Linked DNA regions of Homo sapiens: region 2 is linked to region 1. A link is an interaction called in ENCODE POLR2A ChIA-PET data of the cell type or tissue named here. Cell type or tissue: CD4-positive, alpha-beta T cell. All regions are shown on one strand. Links, peaks and the distances in the headings refer to the core of each region. The heading gives the core; the rest is flanking DNA.

Evidence for each region. Peaks named below come from ENCODE experiments on the same cell type or tissue, not always from the same donor. Only the 100,000 strongest peaks of a DNase experiment are listed, where the experiment ranks them.
Region 2: POLR2A ChIA-PET joins it to region 1 with 5 read pairs; 3 of 35 experiments call an interaction of 5 or more read pairs at or near these places.

Annotation. Positions count from the first base shown.
Region 1 is chr7:140,357,352-140,361,739 of GRCh38, forward strand. It overlaps SLC37A3 (solute carrier family 37 member 3), which reads right to left. Exons shown (of 15, transcript NM_207113.3): 6 at 1,289-1,434. Among named protein-coding and RNA genes, the nearest start is that of SLC37A3, 39 kb to the right of the region's middle. RefSeq lists an enhancer at 2,251-2,300. In CD4-positive, alpha-beta T cell, for the core only: no CTCF peak of the experiment used is centred there; DNase peaks (open chromatin) are centred at 1,570 and 2,170; H3K4me3 peaks cover 968 bases; H3K27ac peaks cover 1,096 bases.
Region 2 is chr7:139,813,049-139,817,436 of GRCh38, forward strand. It overlaps a transcript of TBXAS1 not described here. Among named protein-coding and RNA genes, the nearest start is that of TBXAS1, 14 kb to the right of the region's middle. In CD4-positive, alpha-beta T cell, for the core only: no CTCF peak of the experiment used is centred there; no DNase peak of the experiment used is centred there.

The sequences.
Region 1 (4,388 bases), core at 322-4,321:
TAACCGCCCAAAACTGAAAACAACCCAAATGTTCATCCACAGGTGAATGAATAAACATGAATAAATTTATAATTATGCTGAATGAAAGAAGACACAAAGGCTGGGTGTGGTGGCTCATGCCTATATTCCCAGCACTTCGGGAGGCCGAGGCAGAATAGCTTGAGGCCATGAAATTGAGACCAGCCTGGGCAACACAGACCCTTTCTCTACAGGAAAAAAAAAAAAAAAAGATGACTCAAAAAAAGAGTACATACTGTATGATTCCATTTATATATAAAATTATGGCTGGGTGCGGTGGCTCATGCCTGTAATCCCAGCACTTTGGAAGGCTGAGGCGGGCGAAATCACCTGAGGTCAGGAGATCGAGACCAGCCTGACCAACATGGAGAAACCCCATCTGTACTAAAAATGCAAAACTAGCCAGGTGTGGGGGCACATGCCTGTAATCCCAGCTACTCAGGAGGCTACAGCAGGAGAATCGCTTGAACCTGGGAGGCGGAGGTTGCAGTGAGCCGAGATCGCGCCATTGCAATGGGCAACAAGAGCAAAACTCCATCTCAAAAAAAAAAAAAAAATTAGCTGGACATGGTGGTACACACCTGTAATCCCAGCTACTTGGGAGGCTGAGGCAGGAGAATCACTTGAACCCCGGAGGCGAAGGTTGCAGTGAGCCGAGATCACCCCACTGCACTCCAGCCTGGTGACAGAGCAAGACTCTGTCTCAAAAACAAAAAAGAAAAAAAAGCTCCTTGAAGGTTTAGAGGGAAAAAATACCCCATTTGATCAAGCCCCAAAGTCTGGCGTTCTTCATCTGAGTCTAATTAGAGCCCTTGTTACATGACCTTGGGCAGGTCAACATGAATAACCTTTGACCTTAATTTCCTTATCTTTAATGTAAAAAGGTTAAATAAGATCACTCTCAAAAAAGGGCAGGGAAGGCAAAACCCAAAGGAAGATACATGATGGATAGTAAATGAGATTTTTATGTTCTATAAAGAAACGATGAGTAAAATAAAAAATTGAGACCTCCTGCCTTGGCCCACACTCAGAATCTGCCCACAGCCCAAAGAGTGGTAGGAGTGTGTCTCCTAGGCTGGATGACTTCTAAGGTCCACACCATTTCCAACGCACACTGACGTGAAACCCTCTCTCCCTGAACAACTCTGACTTGCTAACGAAAGATGTGGGTGGTATCTAAGGCAGCAAAGTAACTGACTTTGACAAGTCTGAAAAATCCACCATGGAAACCACTTAAACAGAGAAATTAGAGAGGAAGGAAGTGGCATACCCGGCTTTCCCAAACCAGTTGCCCATAACAGCAACCACACAGGGCCAACCAGTGGACTGCAGCAGGCCGTTCACAATCCACAGGCAGCAGTACAGCCATTTGTTGTAGAAACGCAGCCATTCTGTGAGCGCACCAAAGACAAACACCTTGAAGAGGAGGAAACAAAAGGAATATGTAACAGCCACACTGACACTTTCAGTGGACGCCACTCTACCCACTTGCTTCAGAGTAGAGACCACGTGAAGGATACACTCACACAGCCAGTGCCTGTAAGTCACGTGGCCAGCATCACAAAGGTCCTGCTCAGAGCCACAGTGAGGAGGCAGCCACCCAATCACTGCCCACCAGAGAGGAGGAGATGCCAAAGACATAAAGTCATTAAGCTATCAGCCCTCCAACTGACATCTTCAAGGCTAAAAAGTGAATTCCAGGCCGGGCTCACGCCTGTAATCTCAGCACTTTGGGAGGCCGAGGAGGGCAGATCACAAGGTCAGGAAATCGAGACCATCCTGGCTAACACGGTGAAACCCCGTCTCTAATGAAATTATAAAAAATTAGCTAGGCGTGGTGGCAGGTGCCTGTAGTCCCAGCTACTCAGGAGGCTGAGGCAGGAGAATGGCATGAACCTGGGAGGTGGAGCTTGCAGTGAGCCAAGATCGTGCCACTGCACTCCAGCCTGCGCGGGAGTGCGAGACTCTGTCTCAAAAAAAAAAAAAAAAAGTAATTCCTCATTTTACATGTATTTCCATCTCCTCACCCTCAGACTGTGCATGTGGAGGGAACAGCAACCTCCAGAGGGCTGCTGTGAGGACAGAACGAGCCCAGGGAGGCCACCTTTCCCGGAGCAGTGCCAGGTGCTGCTATGGGCAGAGGCACGGGGCGCATGCCAGCCACTGTTATGGCTACAGCTCCTGAGTTAATCAACGAAAGCGAAACCTATCAAACTTGTGATCTGCTGAATCATTTAGCAGCTTTCATCAAGGGGCTGCTTTTTTCCAGGCATTTTGCTCAAGTGGACATTTTATCTACAGTCAAACTCTATTCTGAGAATACTCTGCATGATTAAAAAATAGTATGTATAATACTGTCTAGTTCCAGTTACAAGACATTCTGGAATAAGTAAAACTGTACACAGAAAAATGATCAGGGGTTGCCAGGGGCTGGAGAAAGAAGGGGCGGTCACAAAACTACTCATTTGTTGAAAAGTCTGAACAATATGCTTAAAAAGGGCAAGTTTATGTACAAACTGCAGTTTTTAAAAAATACATAAAACACAAAAAAGTCTGTACACAGGTTTTAAAATAATATGTTTATTATGTGTGGGTGAGCAACTCATAAATAAATAAAGTGCTTCCATCTCTAAAATGTCAAGGGGAAAAAAGGTTTTACTTACACTCAAATGACAAACACTGAAAAACAATAGTAGGCCAAACGCAGGGACTTGTGCCGGTAATTCCAGTGTTTGCGGAGGCAAAGGAGGGAGGATCACTTAAGGCCAGGAGTTCAAGGAACAACCTGGGCAATATAGTGAGACCCCATGACTAAAAAATTTAAAAATTAGCTAAGCATGATGGTACACACCTACAGTCCCAGCTACACGGGAGGCTAAAATGGGAGGATTGCTCGAGCTTGGGAGTTCAAGGCTGCAGGATCACACCGCTGCACTCCAGCCTGGGCAGCAAATCGAGACCTTATCTCTAAAAAAATAATAATCATAATAAATTAGGGTCTAACTAAACTCCATGGTTTCATTTAATCAACAAAAATTCCTGACTAGAAGCTAGTAAGCAATGACGATTAGTCAGATATGGAGGCTGGGCACGGTGGCTCACCCCTGTAATCCCAGCACTTTGGGAGGCTGGGGTGGGCAGATCACCTGAGGTCAGGAGTTCAAGACTAGCCTGGCCAACATGGTGAAACCCTGACTCTACTAAAAATACAAAAATTAGCCGGGAATGGTGGTGCACACCTGTAGTCCCAGCTACTCAGGAGGCTAAAACAGGAGAATGGCTTGAATCTGGGAAGTGGAGGTTGCAGTGAGCCAAGATCATGCCACTGCACTCCAGCTTGGGTGACAGAGCAAGACTCCGTTTAAAAAAAAAAAAAAAAAGATTAATCAGATATGGATCCTCCCCTACACAGCACTTGTTTCAAATGCCTCACATACAGAAACTCACAGTCCTCACTGCCACCCGGGGAGAGCTAATATGCCCATCTCCCTCTGAAGCTCACAGAAATCATAAGCTAGAAAACCACAGAAGACAGACAGAAACCCAGGCTGTCCTTGTCTAGGGAATCTGTGATTTTAACCACTGCATACCCACCCTAAGGGAAAGCAAGACTGAACCAGAAATAACCAAGCTAAGCGGCAGACTGTTTCAAGTGCCTGCAAAGAAACAGGCACTGCAGCTCAGAAGCGGGACTGACATTCTCAAAGAGGTGTCATTTGGCCAATGCTTGAAGGAGACTGTGAGTTAGACTATGGAGAGCTGAAAAGGGGACCATCCAAGGCAGGCAGAACAGGAGAAACAAAAGCACCGAGATAGAAAGGAGCAGGATAGGGCCAGGTGCGGTGGCTCACACCTGTAATCCCAGCACTTTGGGAGGCCGAGGTGGGCGGATCACCTGAGGTCGGGAGTTCGAGACCAGCCTGACCAACATGGAGAAACCCGTCTTTACTAAAAATAAAAAAGTTAGTCAGGTGTGGTGGTGCATGCTTGTAATCCCAGCTACTCAGGAGGCTGAGGCATGAGAATCGCTTGAACCTGGGAGGTGGAGGTTGTGGTGAGCCAAGATTGTGCCATTCCACTCCAGCCTGGGCAACAAGAGCAAAACTCCGGACACACAGCCTCTCCCTCCCCCTCCCCCTCCCCCTCCCCCTCCCCCTCCCCCTCCCTCTCTCCCTCTCCGTCTCCCTCTCTCTCCACGGTCTCCTTCCACGGTCTCCCTCTGATGCCGAGCCAAAGCTGGACGGTACTGCTGCCATCTCGGCTCACTGCAACCTCCCTGCCTGATTCTCCTGCCTCAGCCTGCCGAGTGCCTGCGATTGCAGGCGCGCGCCGCCACGCCTGACTGGTTTTCGTTTTTTTTTTGGTGGAGA
Region 2 (4,388 bases), core at 113-4,112, 540 kb before region 1:
TCGGTCTCAAATAAATAAAATAAAATAAATAAAATAAAATAAAATAAAATAAAATAAAATAAAATAAAATAAAATAAAATAGTGCTTTGAATGCTTGAGAAGAACCTGGTGGGTCACTCAGTTCATCCTCTGAGGAGGCGCTCATTCCTGTTTGAGGATAAGAGTGGAGAAGAACATTTTGGGGAAGCCCTGGACCTTTCGTATTCGGCCTTTCAGAGACCTTCCAGTACTGGGTCACTGATGTCCCTTCAGGATGTGAGTAACCTCCACTGACTACTGCAGACCTCTGATCACTTCCTTTAGTGTAACTCGCTCTGCACAGCCACAAAAGATGGGCTGCTGCCTGGCTGAGGAAACACCCTTCTGGTCAAGGGGCTGAAGAAAATCTGTTGTCCGCTTGACTGAGGACGACTTCCTGACAAATGTTTCACATGGAAGAATAGGTCCAGGTTTCCATAGGTTTGTCCAAAGGTTTGGTTATGTTATATCCTGCTTCTTTTGAATGATAACATCCATCATAGAGTTATAGGCTGTGGTCACCTGTTCTCGGACCTTTGGTTGGGTCCCTGAATCACATGTAACTGTTTTTCTGTAATCATCATCAAATCCACCTTACCTGTGGCTCTAGAACTCAGCAACTCTAGAACACAGGGCTGTTAGTTTTCCAGATCTTCTTTGTAACTATGTTAAGCATTAAGAAATACTAGGTTCAGGGATGACAGGCATACAATGTGTATGTATCTTTTTCTGCCAAAATGAGGTGTGAATCAGTTAGCACATTTGAGACCTGGTACCCAAAACAGCCAGGATGAATGAGGTGAAGAAGGCACAGTGGGAGCCCTCAGGTGCCACTTCCTCTCCACTCTACAAAATCAGAAGTCTCTGTTGCTTGCATGTTATGTGGATGTGGTTTTCATTTTTCTGGCCCTTTTGGATTGGCTTTCTTTTGGACCGTTTGTGTGGCATTGATGCTGCCTTCCCCCAGCACGGCCTTTGCTTCTGCCTCTCCTAAATGAAGCACCCCACTGTCCAGATGGTACCATCTCTTCATTACAGAAAAATCATCTAAGTAGAAAGAAGTAGCGTTTGAGCCACATTGCTATGTAGTGTTGGGAGGAACAGTCTCTATCGACCCTCAGCTCACTTCCTGATCAACTCAGCCTATGGCTCAGACAATTGGTTTGTTTTCCACGAAGGTTTAAAGTGTGGAGTACATGGTTCCAACCCTCACCCTCTCACTCAGTTTTTCTGGGAAAATTAGCTGGCATGATACATTTCAGATTCAAAAAGCTGGACTCTGGGATGCCCTCCCCAAGATGGCAGAGCTTTGGGATGAAAACAGTGTCAGGTAAGGAGTTAAGTAGCCTTATCTTGGCCTAAGTTCACTGAACTGACCAAGCTTGATTGTATCCAGTTGGTCAAGTGGACACTCAACATGACTTTGCTGGAATCACAAGGTGGTTGTTGCCATTGGAGGAAAGAACAGATGTGGAAGGCCTCATACAAGGTGGGAAAATATAGTTCTCTGGAGTTCCAATGAGAGAGTTCCAAGGCCTCACTGAATTAGGGCCTTGGGGAAATATGACACAGATTCTAGAGCTGAGCAACAAGACAAAGCATGTCTAATGAGAAAGTGAGCTCCCCAGAATTGGAGGATTTCAAGCAGAGACCAGGTACCTAGGTGCCAGGGGTGCTATGAAGGTAGAAGACTGGACTAGGTGCCCAGAGTCTCTGTGTGGTGATCAAACTTTTCCAAAGATTGTAGTTCTTGGCACTGACCTGGAGTCCTCAACAGCTTCTGCATCCTTGGTCTCAACTTGGGTCTGGTGTCCTGGTCCCTAGGTGGTGAGCTCCCTGAGCACAGGGCACTGGTCTTGTCCATCATCCTCCCCTAGCACCTGTCTCTGTGCCTTTCACCTTAAGGGTGTTCTACAAGTGTTTCCTAAAGGGGTGGTGGCATGCTGGCTCCTCCAACCCCAGCTGTGAGCTGAAATACTGTCTCAAATCCAAACTGTCTACATGATACTGATAAGAAACAGGATTCGAATCTCAATTTTGCTACCCAAGGATTTTGATGTAAGAGAATGTAAATTTAAAACCAACATTAGGACTGTGAGTTTGAGACTAAAACTCTGGCCTTGCTGTTCCATGGCCTTAGGAGAAGCACAGGCATCAGGACAGATGGAAAGAGAGAGAGCGAGACAGACAGACAGACAAACAGGGTGCTCTGCAAAGCAGCCAGTGGGCAGAGGAGCCTCCATGGAGCTCCTAGAACTTATCTTAGCAATTTTCCAAGTTTCTAGGCAGCCTGACCAAGTAGGAAGAATAATTTGGTCAATTCCATGAAGAGGTTCCCTCTTTTGAAATGTATGATTCTAATCCGCAGCTCTTTCATCAAAGCAAAGGCAGTGAATAACACAGCCCAAACTGATTTTGTTGGTAAACACCACCCAACTGTTTTCTTATTAGTTTACCTTGGCAATACCTCTCTATGATGTAATTATGTGAGGTTTCAGAGCCATATTTACTTCCATCCCACACACACCTTATGTTACCTCATCTTCCACTGCCATATTGAGAGAAAGGAACACTTCTCAGTTCCTGCAGAAACTTGAAGAATCCTATTGGGAGATAAGGCAGACATTGACTCCAAATAGTTGGGTGGTGGTGAAGTGCAAGTATGAGACCAGGGCTTCCGTAGGAGGAGGTCACTTCAGAGGAGGAGGAGAGGGGAAGAGGAAACCCCCAGGCAGCCAGTGACCAGGAAAGCAGTAAAGTGATGGCTAATTATTGTGAAAGAACCAAGTTGGAAACAGTTCACATCAATCCTCAGAGAGGGTTGGACAATTCTGGCCAATTTGGTACACCTGTCAAGGAAAGATGGTGATATGGTTTGGCTCTGTGTCCCCACCCAAATCTCATCTCGAATTGTAATCCCCACTTGTCAAGGGAGGGATCTGGTGGGAGGTGATTGCATCGTGGGAGCAGTTTCTCCCATGTTGCTGTCATGATAGTGAGTGAGTTCTCATGAGATCTGATGGTTTTATAAGGGGCTCTTCCCACTTTACATGCTCTTTTTCTCTCTCCTGCCGCCTTGTGAAGAAGGCGCCTGTTTTCCCTTCTGCCATGATTGTAAGTTTCCTGAGGCTACCCCAGCCATGCAGAACTGTGAATTAATTGAATTGCCTTTGTTTATAAATTACCCAGTCTCAAGTAGTATCTCTAGAGCCGTGTGAAAATCGGCTAATACAGATGGGAAGTCAGGGTCTCTCCTGGGGGACAGAGGAGCGTGCTTGAGACAGAATAGGAAGAAATTCATACAGAATCGAAAGAGTTGCTGACATGCTGCTGCCCAAATACAGCAGCTTCTTCAGACCTCAGGTGTCCCCCAGAGGTGCCATCTTTGAATCTAATGTGTAGATTCTTATTCAGTTGGTCTGGGTAGGGTGTGGGCTTTAGAATTTTAAAGGATCTCCCTGGTGCTTCTAATGCACAGGTAGGGTTGAGAAGCACACTGTTCTCAAAGAGTGGTCCCAGACCAGCAGCATCAGCATCACCTGGGAAATTGGAAGAAATGCAAATTCTAGGGCCCCAACCCAGAATTACTGAATCAGAAACTCTGGCAATGGTGCCCATCAAACTGTGTTGTATTTAACGAGTTCTGCAGGTGATTCCGATATTTGCTGAAGTTGAACTACTGCAATAGAGATGTTTGAATCTCAGGATGCTCCCATCCCTGCCCCTGCTCCCTGCCTTCCTTAGTTCTCCAAGAAATCCTGTCTCTGACTCCCCCATCCAGGCTTGGAACCCTGGAGGCTTCCTCGTAGGGCTGCGTAGAGCAGGTGGGGAGGGCAACTCCACAGCCCTAGTCACCTGTGAGCTGCGTAGACAAGAGAATTTTCCAGCAAGTAGAAGTCAAGTGTCCTGGGGAAGGTCTGATTTGCAGAGTCAGGGTTTAGTTCAATGATTGGGCTTCCTGGACTCCCTCCTCTCCTTGTCCTTCCCAATCAGTTGCCAAGCCCCCAGCTGTTTCATTAAGAAATATCTGAATCCTCCTCCACCGATCACTGTCCATTTTCTCACTAGTCTCATGCTTCAGCCCTACTTCCTAGATTCTGGTAGGGATCTCCCAGTGGGTCTCCCTTGCTGCTGTCTCCCCCCGTCCCAGCCCCCCATCAGCTGTCTTTCTCGACAGCACTTGGCGCCCATCCCTTCCTCTTCCACCCTGCTTCCCATGTGAGCTTGACACATGCACGCTGCCCACCTGTACATGCATGCACACGTGCCTGCTCCACAAGACGCCGCCAGCAAGTCCTGTGGCCTGTCCTGTGGGCAAAGTCCATGATCCTCAGCCTGGTATCCAGAGACCCCCCTGCCGGCCCCTCCCT